2 separate regions of the Mus musculus genome follow, and region 2 is linked to region 1. A link is a loop called in an ENCODE intact Hi-C map of the cell type or tissue named here. Cell type or tissue: left cerebral cortex. All regions are shown on one strand.

Region 1 (8,000 bases):
ACAGAACTCACCTCACTCTCAAATGCTTATCTAATATTTAACTCTTTATATTATTTCTCTCCAAATAAAATATTAGTAATGTTTTATTGCTGCATATTCATGTGTAGAGGAGTAATTATTAAATAGTACATTCGTAATGTTTACCAAAAACAACTCCAAAGCCTTCTCACTTTCCTGTAACTTGCTTTTCCTGGCCCTCAGGCAGCATACCAACAACACACAGCTGAGCACTACTGTCCTGCTTACAAATTCTGATGTGCTCTCCATATCCCATTAGGGATGGGTTTGGCCCTAAATTTATTCAAAACTCTTCCTCATTTTTCCAAATAGATCCCAGTGTCTATGCATTAACACCTTCCCTGTGTCTGAACCTACTGTGTCACTTCATTTCCCTGTGCTTTCTCCACACACACCTCTGATGGTACTTGGCCAAACTCTGGTGCAGTCTCTGGTCAAGTTTTCAACCCACTAGGAGATTAGGAAACTTGTTAAATTACTACCCTTCTGGCCTGCTGGAGTCTTGTTACTGCTTAAGAGGAAATAAGCTAAAAGGGAGGGAAGTAAAAGATGAAATTGTTCATGAAGAACAAAGAATAACCTCCAACTCAAGGAAAATATTCATATGTCTTATCAAGTAATAAATGAGCTCTAAAGTCTTATACTAGGTTCATATTAAAATCTTTTCCTCCTGTGCAGACCCTGAGTAACTTTTTACCATTAACATATTTTAGAAAACTCTAATAGTTACTAGGGTTTCGTTATCTTTCCATTCTGCTGTAGAAGTGTCTGAGGCAGGAACTAGTATTTAACCTTCAGCAATTGCTTGCAGGATTGGGATTACAGCTCAAAGGTAGAGAGAGCTCTTGTCTAATGGCATGAGGCCATAGGTTTGATATCAAGCATCATATCAAACTTGTTTGGGTTAACATCCAGATGAAGGATAAAGTTAGATGGGTGAAGTTAGGCTGAAAGAAGTAAATGAAGGACTGGAGAGATGGCTCAGCGGTTAAGAGCACTGACTGCTTGCTCTTCCAGAGGTGCTGAGTTCAACTCCCAGCAACCACATGGTGGCTCACAACCATCTGTAATGGGATCTGATACCCTTTTCTGTTGTGTCTGAAGATAGCTACAGTGTACTCATATAAATAAAATAAATCTTTAACAAAAAAGAGAAGTGAATGAAAGAGAACTGAGTGAAAGGGAGATTATACCTTTAACTTTCTCAATTCTTTCTGCTTTATTTATGTTTAGAAACTAGGCTCCAGACTTACGCACAAGAATCTAACATTCTACCTATCTACAAGTTTATGGGTATTATTATATTTATAGTACCTTATAAAAATACTTCTTGCTCCAGGCATAAAAATATTAAAGGAAAGCACACCGACTAGATAGTTGTGTTTGTTTGTTTTGGGATCCCCCAGATATTGGCTGTTTGGAGACAGGGTCTTACTACATAGCTCAGGTTGGCCTTATACTCATTCCAGCACTCCTCCTTTCGGTGTCCAGAGCGCTGGGATATAGGTGTGCACTGACAACACCGACTCTCAAATAGATAGTTTCAAAAGGTGATTTTTCATATATATATTACATATATATATTATAGTAAACAAACACAAAGCACTCACCATATAAAACATGTACAAGAAAATAATTTTAAAGCAGCAACATATTTTATGAATTTCATTTACATTTAGAACTTCTCCCTTTTGTACATTCTATTTTAATTTGTATAAAGTCAAAGCAGTTATAAATATGAGATTTCACTATTTTCCTGAATGCATATTTTAGTTTTTAAAAGTGCTTGAAAATAATCTTTGTAAAAATACCTAGACTATGCAAAATTTTATATACTTTTCACATATAATTCGTATAAACATGTATTACAGTATAAAAGTTATAATGTAGAAACATGGACTGCTTGAGGAATCCATAGATTATTTTCTCCCAAGTTTCTTTAGAATCAACTAGAAACCTATAAAAATACAGGTAGTCACAAACCTACCTACAGATTTCTATGAGCTGTTCTTCATTTTGTATCAAACAGGTCTGATTAGATAAGACTGAGAAACATTTACCTAACAGCTCATAACTACATGGGAAATTTCTAAAATTTATGGGCCCCAGTCACATCAGTGGAACTGCCCTGCCCTTAAGCACCCCTGTCCAGACTGAAAACCACTGCTTTGGTAAGGTTTAAACACTTCTGTTATCCACTAAGAAACTCAAGTTCACAAAGCTAACTGGTTACAGTCCTGGAAAGGGCCATTTCTGTAGACCCCCTGCTCTGTGGGATTTCTTCCTTCTTTCCTTTAGCCTAGGCTCAAATAGCAATTCTCCTTTGCCTCCAGAGTGTTGGAATTATACATATAACTCACCACATACAGATAGTGCAGTTTCTTGATGTAGTTCTTTCCACGTCAGAGGTTTTATATATACATCTATATCTATATTTATGATTCACAACACCACCTAACACTGGCTAAATTAAAACTGAGTTGAGATACTTTTGGGTCTAATTTAAAACAAAACTATTGCTACTTATCATTTGCTCCTCCTACTAATCTATATCCTTTAAACTAAAGTTTCATTTTAACTTCTAAGTCAGTATTTTAAAACTTCAAATTCTACTTTCTAAAAAACCCAGGGTTTGTTGTGTAGGGCAGGCTGCCATGAACATGCCACCTTCTTGTCTCAGCCTGAGTGTTGGATTACAGGTATGTATTACCACACTGGACCTCAAACTCTTTTCAAAGTCTGATAGCAGCCAGGCATGGCAGTGCACACCTTTAATCCAGCACTCTGTAGGCATAGACAGGCTGATCTTTTTGAGTTCTAAGACAGACTGGTCTACATATCAAGTTCTAGGCCAGCTAAGGCTAAGGAGACCACCTCTCAAAAGGGATGGGGGTAAGAGAAAACCATGGTGTCATTGTTCTGTAGAAGCATTATTTTGATTTCTAAACTTGGTGACACGTTTTATTATGTAAAATACATATTTCTACATATTCAAGTTACACTATCCACTAACATGAGATTTCCTTTCATATTAATGAATTTTAAGTACATCAAGTCACTGGCTTATCAATAGACTTCTCAACATTATTAGTTAATTCTAGGACCTTCACTTTTAAACTTTTTTTAATAGGGCAATATTGGGCTATGAGTGTAGCCAAGTGTTAGAGTACTTGCCTATCACACAAGAGTCCTTAGGTCCATTTGACAGCACTGAAACTACAAAGGTATCATCTTTTTTAAAAAATCATTAAAAATGTCCAGTGCAAGCTTCTGCACTTATGTAAGAGCACTTTTTACTATCTAAACCTTGCTACATGCTTCATTGATGTCTTTCTAGAGAATTATCATTACATTAGTGAAGTTCTTAGGATTTTTTTAAATCCCTTTCAAGGTTGCCATATATTTTGGCATTTAAAATTTCAATGATTTTTGTTGGTTTTTGTTGTTGTTGTTTTGTTTTGCTTCCTTTGTATTTAGGGAAGGAAGGTGAGTGTAATGCTTTATCAAAAGCATATGATATTTATCAGGAATTCTTAAGTCTTATGGGCCACACTAGAACACAATGTATCTGAGACTATTCACAAAGCAATGTGAGGATGTCCACTTTCAAGTCAATATTCTAAGTAGGAATCAGCTGAATGAGATTTGGCACCAGGAGTTTTAATAAAAGTCCTCCTCTGACACCTTTAAAAATTTGTTTATCAATGTCAAGAGTATATTCTGTAAATGCCACCAAACCTTTGAATGGTGCTAAGAATGTGCCTCTCAGAGCACAACAAAACTAAAACTGGAAAATGAGAATCTCAGCTAAATAGTCAAATATTTATTTAGCACCTAGGAAATCAGGTAAAGCTAAAACTCTGCAGTCTACTTGTGTTAACGTATTTAATATGAAAAACTGCCATTTCACTTTCCTGGAGGTTATAGGACTGCGGCAGACACATGGCCTGGGAGTGGGGGATGGGAGGGAAAGAGACTCCCCAACCCCCTCCAAAAAAAAAAAAAAAAAAAAAAAAAAAAAAACTAAACATGTTTATTTTCAGAGGTAGACTCGGGTCGGAGGCAAACATCCACTAGGCCTACTACTGAGCTTTTGGGGCCGGTTCCAACGGGGCTGCCAACGCCGGTCACTGGCCTGGCGGGCAGCGGCCGCAGCCGCGCCGCCGCCCGCGTGGCGCCGACGACTGAGCCGGGCCAGGGGCGGGGGGCTCGCACGTGCCCGGCGGGGGCGGGGCGGCGAGAGCGACGGCGACCCCGGCTCCGGGAGGCGGGCGCGGCCGCTTCGGCCTCCCCCGCGGCGGCCGGCAGGCAGCGGCGGTGGACGAAGGTGCGCGTCACGGAACCGATGGAGCCACACAGAGACGTCTAAGTCATGCAGGAGGCGCCCGGCCCCGGCCCGCTCCCGCCGCCCCGACCCCTCCTCTCATCCGACAGAAAGACAGACAAGAAGGGTTCCCGACCTGTCGTGCCCTGCATGTTCAGAGTCTGTCATGTTTGGTCAAGAACGGGGCGGGGCTGGAGGGCAGGTCTGGAGGCCGGCGGCGGCGGTGGCGGCGGCAGCGGGGCGCGGGGAGGACCCCTGCGCCGCCTGCGGGCAACCCTGTCCCCGGCCGCCGCCGACAGGTGACGAAGTGGTAAAAACTCACGGTTACTAGTGAGCGACACAGACACAGACTTTCCAGTCTATTAACAACCAACGCCAGAGAGATGGGGCTCTAACTGCAAAGACTGGGCAACGGCCCCGCGCTGCCGGCGCTGCCGCTCTAGTCTGTATTCGCCGCCGGAGGCTGAGGCGTGGGAGCCGGCGGGCGGCGTGCAGCGACGCGGGGATTTGGACAGTGGCCGTAACGGTGATTTCTCCTCACCAACATGGCGGCACCCGAAACAGGCGGCTCAGAAAATGGCGCCGGCCGCAACACCTTGCCCGGGACTAAAGGGCAAGTGGAATTCCTCCGCGAGCCGCGGCCCTCTCCCAGCCCGCCGGTGCCGAGCGCACTAGCCATTGGAGGAAACTGCCCGTCAATCACTTCCAGGGGCGGGCCTTTAATACGCTCGCTGCGGCAGCGGAGGCAGCAATCTGATGGGTGTGAGGCCAGGGATGCGGTTCGGTGGCGCGTGGAGTTATATCGGGCGGGGCAGGTCACCCCGCCAGGCCTGCTGTGTCCACCAGGTCCTCTGTGCCCATTTCTCGATGTTCCTGCGAGACTCGTCGTCTAAGGCTTTGGAGTTCCGGACTCATCACACTGTCCCCCTCCACCCCGCCACCGTTAACTGCGCGACAAAGAAAGGAACCCAGGACTGGCGGTTTTCTTTGTTAAAAAGAAAGAAAGAAAGAAAAGCTTTCTTTGTTGCCGAAAGAACTCGGAATCATCCTTAAGCCCTTAAACTTGTAGCTGTTATGTCTCCGTAGTGTAAGGAAGACTGCCTGCCATGCAACTTTTTCTGATACTAAATTCACCCAGTCCTTACTTGACGATTAAAAATAGCTATTGAGGTAATTAAAACATGATCTTGTGTCTGTTAGCGGTTTAGATGTGGAATTCATTCGAGTATTTCATAAGAACAAGACTTCATTTCTTCGTATGTCCATGGCCTTCAGACGTATTTCCATATCCTTCAGAAATAGTCTTGAAATGATGAGTAATGTATACTTAGTTCTGAAGGAAAGTTAATTTTTTTTATTAAAATGATAAGCTTAAATGTCCAATATTTCTAAATACACGACGTCTTTTGTCTTTGATGTGTAAATAACGTGCATTCAAAGAGCAATTGCGATTAGATAAATGTGAAAAGAGAAAAAAAGTTATTTAGTTGAATGCAGCTATTGACAAGACTTGAACCCTGACAGATCTTCACGGCCCATTATAGGAAACTTTCAAAAGGCACATCTGTTTTAACTAGAGAAGCAATATTATTAGTTTTTGGAACTAAAATGTAAAGCCTCTTCATTTAATCGTTTTACTAGGAACAGTGAAAGGCTTTTGAGGTGTAACAGCTGCTCTTCACAACTGCATTTTCTGCTTAGACATTAAAATAATGATTTAGGATTTGAATTTGATTTTTTTTTTTAATAAAAAGAAAATCTTTGAACTGGTACACATTTGAGTATTGCTGTTTTCAAATTCGTTTGGAAGTTTAAACGCACACCAAAATAAATTCTGGGCATTAGCTTACTCAGAAAAACAACTTTTGAAATGTTGCCTCCAGACAAAATTAACATACTGACACACTTGGAAGGTCCAATTGTTGGCTATCTAGGCCAACTCAAGCCACAAGGAAAGGATTCCCTGTGGTGTACTCTATTTGTAAACTTTATATACTTTATAAACCCTCAAGGCAGGAAAGCCACAGCTCTCAGCTGGCTGAACACAAAGCAGTCAGGCCCCGCACCCAGACTTCCCTAACAGCCCTAAAGGTCATCTTCTAAGGGCTACTGCAGTCATTCATTCGCAACCTGAGCTATGAAAGTGGCCAAGAAAGTGCCCTACAAGAAAAAAAAAAAAAATCCCGCCACCCCCTGAAAAGGAAGTCTCATTAGTCCCTGGCTTGTCACAGAAACCAGTTCCTGAGCATGAAAACCAACAAATCCCTGAGCAGAAAAATTCACCAATCCCTGAAAATACCAAACTCTGGACTTGAAATCCCAACAGTCCTCAGCCTGGAAAACTGGACAGCTCCGCCCCCTAAGAAATCCTATGGAAGGCCTGCCTTCAGCTCAGTCAGGGGCTGTTTTCTCACCTGAGCAGAGGCAGCAGTCCTGCGGTTTTCTCTCCCAATAAATCCCTTGTGTGAGGTTTGTTGTACTGTGTGACTTTGTGCCTCCCAACTGCGAGGATACCTTTCCTTTCAGACCTACAACATTTCCATCATCCGCAAAGAGTATTTCCTCGCCATTTGTTACCCTCTGTTGACCTCAAAATAGAAGATAACCTGGAATCTGCTCAGCCCTTTCCTCTTTAAAAGAAATCGCTTGTAGACTTTAGAATTTAATTCACCTCTGAGATTACTAAATTCTGTGACCAGAGCTCATTGATATTTTTTAAAGCCATCCCTGTACTTAAAACTGAGAGTTGCACTCTTTTATATTTAATATTCTGAGTATATAATAGCCACTCGTTCTGTGTATGTTGGGGCAGCTGTGTGGAAGTACAAGGACAGCTTGCAGGAGGCCATTCTCTCCTCCCGCCATTTTCTCACCCAGGCAGAGGCAGCCACCCTTCTGGGTGATTGACCTCAAGACATTCAGAGCTTGGTGGCAGGCAGCACTCGGGTTCTCAGCAGCCCCGGAACTGATATCGTAATAGAACTTTATGACTTTCCCTATAGATACCTTACACCTTTGATAGACTCCTCACAATCGGATACTTCTGCTTTCATTGCTGTGTAACAAGCTATAATAATACACTGTTTTAACTTATAGTTTGGAATAGGAAACATTTCCAGAATCCTACACATATTCAACCCATGCTCTAACAAGAGCTAAACTCCCAACACAAGGGTTTGGGGTGTTTGTTTGTTTTCCCAGTCTAATCCTTGGATTCTAGGTTCTCATTCTACACTCACTGAGATTTCCAGTACTAGTGTGTGGGAACCACAGAGGTCTTTGAGCTCTCAGATAAGCACTAGGGAAAGCAGGAATGTTAAACACACAGGGTTGTCCCTTAAAAGGGAAGGGTGCATAACCTGTTATCTGCCCAAAAAGCTGGAATTAGATGAGGTTAATAGTCAGTCAGTCTGGTTACCTTTGAGCTAACTGTATGGCCAAGATCATACCAGATTCTCCTCTCCCAAGACCTTACCATAGGCTTGTCAATCTATAGAAAGTGTATTTATGGAAGATGTCACATATAGTCAATCTATAGAACCTAACTTTATGGAAGATATCATATGTACTTTACAAAGAGTTCAGTGTAGTCATGATTTAAGCTTTATTGTACACATGGGATTGAATTAATTATCACCAGTAAAGTTTTCACCAAATT
Region 2 (8,000 bases), 120 kb before region 1:
AGTTTCCTGAAATAAGTTGTTAAAGATGTCACTGAGGCTGTTCATCAAAGCTGGGTATGGTGTGTGTGTGTGTGTGTGTGTGTATTTCAGTGACGATCTGCCCTAGAAATTCCTCTTTTGAAAAACTCGTCTCTGTGAATAAAGTACCCACAAGAGGCTCTGCACACAGATAAACCATGTAAGGCCTTGATGGGAACAAGGAGCTCCTGATGACTGGCAGAGAAGGTAATTTCAGTAGAATCAGGAGCCTGGCTCACCTGTCTGTGAGGCTGTACAAGGAGGGGTAGGCATCGGCCAGGAAAATCAACACCTTCTAAGAGAAAAGGGACACTAGTGAAGACTGGTGGAGTTGACAGTTGAGATGGGACTCAGGAAATAAAGAGTCATCTGACAAAGAGTGATGACAGCGTAGAAAAGCAGAGGAAGGAGAGGCAGGAGACAGAGGGTCTGGAGAAGGGGAAGGAGGCTGTGTGGGTGCGCATGCTGGGCAGTATGCGAGGGGAGCAGTAATCTATACCAACAAGACTGAAGAACTCAGGATACATAGGAGAAACGGAACTTGAGAGCAGAGCAAGCGTATTGTAGGCCCAAGGTCATGTGGCTCAGTGGGCTTAACTTCCCCTAGGGGCAACAGAACCCCATCATCTTAGTTCCCTTTCCTGTAATTCTAATCAGCACACGGGAGGTTTCGCCCCAGCATCCCTGACTTCTAACACCCACGGCTGCACAGCAGAACACAAAGGAGAGACCCTCCCATCTCCCTATGACAGTGTGTGGGGAGGTTGTCTGTCTGGTTCCCTTGTGGGACTCCATAGGTAGGATGAGTCCCCAGAGCCAACTGCTTGGGACTGACCCTTAGCGCAGGCAGAAGCCAGAGGTGTGAGGAAACATATGCCTGCAACTTGCACAGGAGGCATTGGGAACCCAAGAGGCCCGACCAAAGGACAGGAGTGCAGACCAGCCTGCCTTAGCCTAAGGTCTTAACCATTCTCATCCCCAGAAGTCGCTGTGTGCCAACTCCACTGGCTAAGAGTTTCTCTTATGCCATTCTTATCCCTGTTGTCTAATGACATGTTCACCTGGCAGCCCCTCCCTGCCCCCATCACAGAACTTTCTCTCCCACCTCTATCTCCTAGGTTGCCAGGTCTGTATTTTACCCTGTTAGAAAGCCTCTAGGAAGCCATGCTTCCATGTTCTCTCTTAGGAAGTCCTAACTGCTAGCTGACCTTCATCAGTCCTGCTCCATGCTCTCTCCACTCCCCAACTCCCCAGCCCCTCCCACTTACACAATTTAGTCCCATTTTCAACAATCTGGTAGCCAAATGACTCAAGCTCCTGTTGCTGAAGGGACAGAGATATGGAAGCCCTTCAGTGAAGATGTTAGTTCACCAAGAACCACGGCTATAAAAATATGCCATGCACATAAGTTACTGCTGTGAGCATCTCCCATGAGGAGAGCTGGAGCAAGGGCCAGTTTCAAGGTGGCCTCTTAAACCCCGGTGGCACAGGAAGAGTCAGGGTGGCACAGGTGTCACACACCACTAGGCCCACATCACTGGATCCACAAATAAACCACGTCGCTAGAAGAATCTGGGTTGGGCCCAATATAAAGAAATCTTTTGCACTTAAGCATTACATTTCTTGCTAATAGAGACAATATAAAGATGTTTCTACTTAATTAAAACCCAAGCCACTGTAAATCAGGTGAGTGCTGGGCTGGTGAGACGGCTCCTCAGGCAAAGGCACAGTGCAGCCAGCGTAAGTGTGGCCACCTGAGTTCAGTCCCCAGAGCCCACGTAAAGGCGGAAGGAGAGAACTGACTTCACAAAGCTACCCCTGACATTCGCTGTGACACCTGTGTCCCTGTACACACAATAATAAGGAAGAAAGAAAAGGATAGGTGAACGGAAAACACTGTTAACCAGGAAGCACCATCTGCTCATTCAAAGAAAATGCACAGAGAACTGTGTGGCAGGCACAGAGCCAGGGTGCAGACTCAAAAGCCACCAAAAAACCCTAAACAACAAACAAACAAAAAAACCCATACCAAACCAAACCAAAACGAAGCTGGAGACATCGTGCGTGGTGTGAACATTCCAGGAAGAAAACAAAAACCAGCTGTTTGTTAACAACTAATACAATGGAAGAAATACTAAAGCTTTGAGTAGAGAACAGGGAACTTGAGTGAGGGGGACAGGGACCCCACAGGAAGGTCACAGAAGCACAAAGACCCACAGTGGGTAAGAGCTGTCACAGGGAATGGCATCTTTGGTTGGGTGACAGAGAGAGATGAGGCGGCAGCGTCACGGGGAGTGGGGGTGGGGGGGAGGGGTGTGGTTTCTATTTTCTCACACAGGCTGCTCTGGGAAGGAAGGATTTTATGGGGGTGGTGCAGAAATAGAAATTCCAGTGAAGAAGCTCTTTGCAAAAGTTCCCCCCAATTACAGAAGGTACCAGACACAAAGGGACAGAGGACCAAGGAGGCCAGAGGCAGAGTTCACAGGACCCACAGACTGGGCTTGTGGGAGCAGAAGCAGGGTGTCAGTTCCCGAGGAGGGAGATGGCAGCTCCTCCATTGCCTTAGCCACGGAAAAGTCTGGGGAGGAGGACGGGGGTGGGTGCTCCCCCTTAGACCCACAGTCATCCTCAGGACCTGGGGAAGGCAGGTGCAGACACGGGCCTAGCATTCAGAAGCTGCTCTAATTTGGTGGCTTTATTATGAAGTTTAACAAAAACACACACAGGAGATGGAACAGAAGGCCCAGGCCACCCAGCACCAGAACCTGAGGTCCTTGGTGAGGAAGAGAGACTCCAGCTTGCTCACAGACCCCATAGTCAGCCCTATCTGATATACGAGGGCCTGAATCAGCCAAAGAGAAGAAAGATTCTGCAAGAGGGAGGTGGCCTCCTCCAAAGCTGCCACAGAGAAATGAGGACAAAAGGAGGAACCATCATTTCTAAGGATACTTCTTGGAAGAAGACAGGACAGCCCTGGAAATGCTGTAGTCCAAGGACTGGTTCATGTAGGGAGCAGGGTGTGTGCGTGTGCATGAGCGCGCGCGTGTGTGTGTGTGTGTGTGTGTGAGCCCCACAGCCATGCAGGGGAGGAGGCATGGAGCATGAAGAGGGTAGAAGACATCAGGATGGAGGACTGAACAGTGCTCTGGAGCCAGGGGTCTTTAATAGAAGGGGCAGGAGGAAACAACACAGCACAGAGCACGGTCCCCGTGTCTCCCTGAACAGTCCCCCCACTGCCTTTGGGGAGACTGAGCCCTGTTGCCTTACACCCTAGCTCAGACTCTACTGTGTGGCCACCTGCCTGAGAAGCCCTTGAACGTCACAGTCTCTCTTACTCACAGGCCAGCTTACTCAGTTTGTCACATGAACATGATGGTGCCAGGGCTTCTCTAACAGTTTAGGGTGGTGGTGGTGTTATTTTTATTGTTATTTGCGGGCAGGATCTCATTCAAACATCTTGGGCACAGGCTTACTGTATAATCCAGTATGGCCTTGAACCCACAGTGATCCTCCTGTCTCAGCCTCTCTAGTACTAAGATTACAGGTCTAACCTACTATACCCAGCTTAGTTTTAATTGAAACCCTGGTAGCACAGAACCACAGGGAAATGGCTCAGCTAAGCCCCTCCCACCAGGCAGGGCTGCCATGTTGATCATGTCTACTAAAGGACTCCCCTCACTGTGACAACGTTTTCCTGACAGCAACCAAAGGTCCATGCTTGAACCTGTCAGATTACCCAAGGTGTACACCCAACTTCTGGTCGTCAACACAGGCAAAGGGTTTGGGCTTACTGGGCACACGCTGGGGCGCCGTTGACTTCAATGAGCCAGACCTTCAGCTCCTCGTCCACCATGAAGTCAAAGCCGAGGAGCTGGAAGCTCTGGTAAGGGAGGTGTTTGGTGCTGATGGCGGGCTCCACACTCATGAGGCAGCTCCTGGGAGGAGGAAGGAACACATAAGGCTATGCCGATCAGAAGATCCTATACCAAGTGTGCATAGGAATCGGCTTCAACTTAATAGTCTTTTTAAATTGATGAATTTACCAACAGATTATTCAAGAGAAGGCTACTCATCAAACGAATTGTTAGGTATGCATACAATCGCCCCTGTTCCAGGTCAAAGCTGCTAGCTCAGGCCCCACTACAGGCAATTCAGTACCAAGTCACTATGAATCTCCATCAGTGCAGATGTCACTAGCTGTTGCTGCTGCTGTTTGTGAGAATTACCAATGGCCAGTGAGCCCCAGATATCTGCTTGTCTCTGCATCCCCAGTGCTTGGGTTCCAAGCCACCACACGAGGCTCTATTAGACATGCGTGCTGGGGATGAACTGGGTCCTCATGCTGAAATGACTTTATCAACCAAGCCATCACCCTAGACTACATTCATGTATTTTGACATGTGAAGAGTAGACTGGCACTTGGTAAAGCAGAAGTTGCAGAGAGAATGCTGGGCATGGGGGCTGGAGAGATGGCTCAGCAGTTAAGAGCACTGGCTGCTCTTCCAGAGGTCCTGAGTTCAATTCCCAGAAACCACATGGAGGCTCACAACCATCTGTGATGGGATCCAGTGTCCTCTTCTGGTGTGTCTGAAGACAGCTACAGTGTATTCATATACATAAAATAAAAATATACATAAAAAAAGAGAATTCTGGGCAGCATTGATTTCTCTTGCTAGCTCCAGATTTTCTGCCAACTACTGCTAATGGAACATTTACAAGTATTCAAATTAAATATTGAAATCTATGACAGAATTCTTGTTAGCACCAACTACTTTTTTTTTTAATTAAAAAAGTTTAATAACACAGAAAGGAGTAAACATTGAGACTTCAAGCATACTGAAGAAACAGAGGAGGTCTAAAGACAGGCCAGGTCTATTGTCACACTACCCTCAACATGCCCAATCTTGTCTAAAAACAGGCCACAGTCTTAGACATTTGTTTTTGAGGTCTGGTCTGGCTATATAGCCCTGGCTGGCCTAGTACTCACCAGGTTTATCTTGAACTTGATGGCAACCCTCAGATGACTCCAGAGGGTTATAGATGTATACTACTACATTTTCAAATGAATTTCCTAAGCCAGCTTTGTTTCCTTATCTACAAAGTCAGGAGAAATAGTAGCTACTCCCACCTAGCATTTAGACTGTTCATAGAGATAAGATATTCAATGTGACCTCTAAGTAGTGCTGACTGTCCAGAAACTCACAAATAGACCTCGAACTCTACAGAGATCCTCCTGCCTCTGGCTCCCTAATACTGGGATTAAAGGCCTATGCCACCAGGCCCAGCTAAATGTGTATGCAGCCCAGGCTGGCCTTGAACTCATGATCCCCCTGCCTCTGCCTCCTTCAGCAAACATTGTGTCTCCACAACCAGATCTAGGCATCATTTAATAAATTTAATAAACATTGTTCTTATGAACTAGCACACCATTGATTCTTTACCATTGATGCCAATAAACACACATATATTACTTAGGAGTTAAAAAGACTAGTAAGGTGGGGAAATGGGGACAGGGTGAGTATAGCCATAGTACGTTATCAGCATGTATGAAAGTGCCACCATATAGTTTCATTTTGTAGCACCAACACCTGCTGATAACCCATGTCTAATGGCACATCTGTGACCCTGGCACTCAAGAGGCTGAGGAAGAAGGAATCTTGAGTTCAAGGACAATCTGGATTATGTAAATTTTTTTTATCTCAAAACAAACAATGAGCTGGAGAGACAGCTCAGCAGATAAGAGTGCTTGTTGTTCCTCTAGAGGACCCAGGTACAGTTCCTAGCAGCCATACTGGGGCAGCTTACAGCAACCTGTTAACTCTGGCTCCAAGAGACATAATGCCCTTTCCTGGCCTTAGCCAGCAACTGCACACACATGGGATACACAGACAAATGAAAAAAAATTTTTAAAAAAACCAAAACAAAATAAAACAAAAAAACCCAACAGCACTCAGGGTGACAGAGGCAGGTGGGTCTCTGAGTCTGAGGCCAGCTTGGTCTATAGAGTGAGTTTCAAGTCAGCTAGGACTACACAGAGAAACCCTGCCTAACAAACAAACAAAACCTCACAAACAAAACCAGGCATGGGAGAGGTAAGAAAGAACACTCTATTAAACATTTTAAAGCGTTTTCTCTATGAAAAAGTACTTTAAGCGAAGTTTTTTGCTTTTGTTCTTTGTCATTGTTTTGGCTACAGAATCTCATGTAGCTCTGGTTGCCTGGAACTCTCTATGTGGACAAGGCTGGCTTCAAACTCAGAGATCCACCTGCCTCTTCCTTCCAAGTGCTGGGATTAAAGATATCCAAGAATGGACTCATCGAGGAGAATTCTGAGGGCTTGTGAGAAAACACCAAGAAGACAAGAGTCTCAATTTACTCAAAACCCACGAGTATTCTTGGACTATGGTTTCCTGCTTCTCCCAGGTGTAGCAGATAGGAGTGAGTTTACATTAGATTATACGTTACATCTGGCTATTGTTATTTGTTTATATGCCTCTATGGAAAAGCATGTTTTCCCCTCGTGCGACTTGTCCTTGTGACTGTACATGAAAAAGTATAAGGTAAAAGCAAAATTCTAGGCCTTTAGACCCAGGCTTGAGAATGTGACCTCTGTGACTCAATGCTCCAAGGTATGCTAATCATAAAACAGATAGCGACATTCCTCCATCCACCCTCTTCCTGGGTTCATGGAGTGTTCACTCAAAGAAAGTCACCCTGACCCACCCTGACCATTGCTGGAACCCACTATGCAAAGGTGCTTTTGTTAGGGGCTCTTAGAAACTGTCTTGAGAAATAACCCCCACAATTACCTGGTATCCCTTGTGACTCTTGTGACTTTGCACTTCCTTGTGACTCTTAACTGGTATTTTTGGTATTTTCCAACAATGCCCTCCCCACCTCCTTGAGTTGTGGTTTCTTCCTTTAAATACCCCCTTACCCAGCTACTCGGGGCGCTACTGTCCTCTACCCCTGCGTGGTGTATGACTGTAGGCCCAAGAGCGCTCTTGAATAAAAGTCCTCTTGCAGTTTGCAGCAAGACCGTTTCTCGTGAGTGATTCGGGGTGTCGCCTCTCCTGAGTCAGAACGTGGGGGAGTCCTCACATTGTGGGTCTTTCATACACTCTATTCAGGTGACTCTTCTCAACCCTCACAGTATAAATTGTCTGACGTGCTGAAAAGAGCTGACTGTAGCATGAGATGTAAATCTGCCCACGTGTCTGTTCCACTCTCCTCGATTCTGGTGCCTCAAGATTGATAAACACACCACCACACCTTGCTCATTTAAAAGTGTTTTGATTAAACTATATTTAAACAATGTAATTTTCTAAAAGGAATTATTTATTTTATGTATACGAGTACACTGTAGCTATCTTCCGACACACCAGAAGAGTGCATCAGATCCCATTACAGATGGTTGTGAGCCACCATGTGGTTGCTGGGAATTGAACTCAGGACCTCTGGAAGAGCAGTCAGTGCTCTTAATCACTGAGCCATCTCTCCAGCTCCCTAAAACATAATTTTTAAAAGTCAGAAGTTTAGTGAAAGGGGAAACAACAGGAAAGGCTAAAAAGGCAAGTGGTGCAATCTGACCCACACACCACACCTTTTATCTGCTAGGAGGTCAGGATGAGTAAGGGCTTTCATTGACTGAAGCTGCAGGCAGTGCACCTTTTTTTGACTATAGTGGGAGCCAGCAGGAGGTTGGCTGGGGAAAAAGAGAACCTGATGGTTGTGAGCATCATTCAGGAGAGCACCCCTGCACTTCAGGTAACAGCCAGCAGGGGGCGCAAAAGTGCCCAATAAAAGGCTCCTAGAGTGGGGATTCCTTCTGCATATTTTATTTTCTCTTGTAGGAATTCTAACCATCCTATAATTACCAGACCTATAACTAAATCTATAACTAAAGTATAGGTCTGAAACGTAAGAAACAAGAAGGAAAACAAAATGAAAGATGAGCAAAAATAGGTGGTGGTTGTTGTTGT

The links. Peaks named below come from ENCODE experiments on the same cell type or tissue, not always from the same donor. Only the 100,000 strongest peaks of a DNase experiment are listed, where the experiment ranks them.
Region 2: it touches region 1 in a loop (2.4-fold over the local background); 1 of 42 quality-filtered maps calls a loop at or near these places.

The regions. Positions count from the first base shown.
Region 1 is chr2:128,964,315-128,972,314 of GRCm38, reverse strand. It overlaps Zc3h6 (zinc finger CCCH type containing 6), which reads right to left and starts at 4,913. Exons shown (of 12, transcript NM_178404.3): 1 at 4,479-4,913. The coding sequence starts at 4,510. In left cerebral cortex, a CTCF peak has its summit at 4,892; DNase peaks (open chromatin) are centred at 2,642, 3,741, 4,454, 5,005 and 1 more place; H3K4me3 peaks cover 2,482 bases; H3K27ac peaks cover 2,171 bases.
Region 2 is chr2:129,084,947-129,092,946 of GRCm38, reverse strand. It overlaps Ttl (tubulin tyrosine ligase), which reads right to left. Exons shown (of 7, transcript NM_027192.2): 6 at 3,810-3,953; 7 at 1-6. Gm46764 (predicted gene, 46764) reads left to right here. Exons shown (of 3, transcript NR_168333.1): 3 at 1-174. Among named protein-coding and RNA genes, the nearest start is that of Gm46764, 12 kb to the left of the region's middle. In left cerebral cortex, a CTCF peak has its summit at 7,785 (motif pointing right); DNase peaks (open chromatin) are centred at 2,363, 2,910, 3,351, 7,772 and 2 more places; H3K27ac peaks cover 3,721 bases.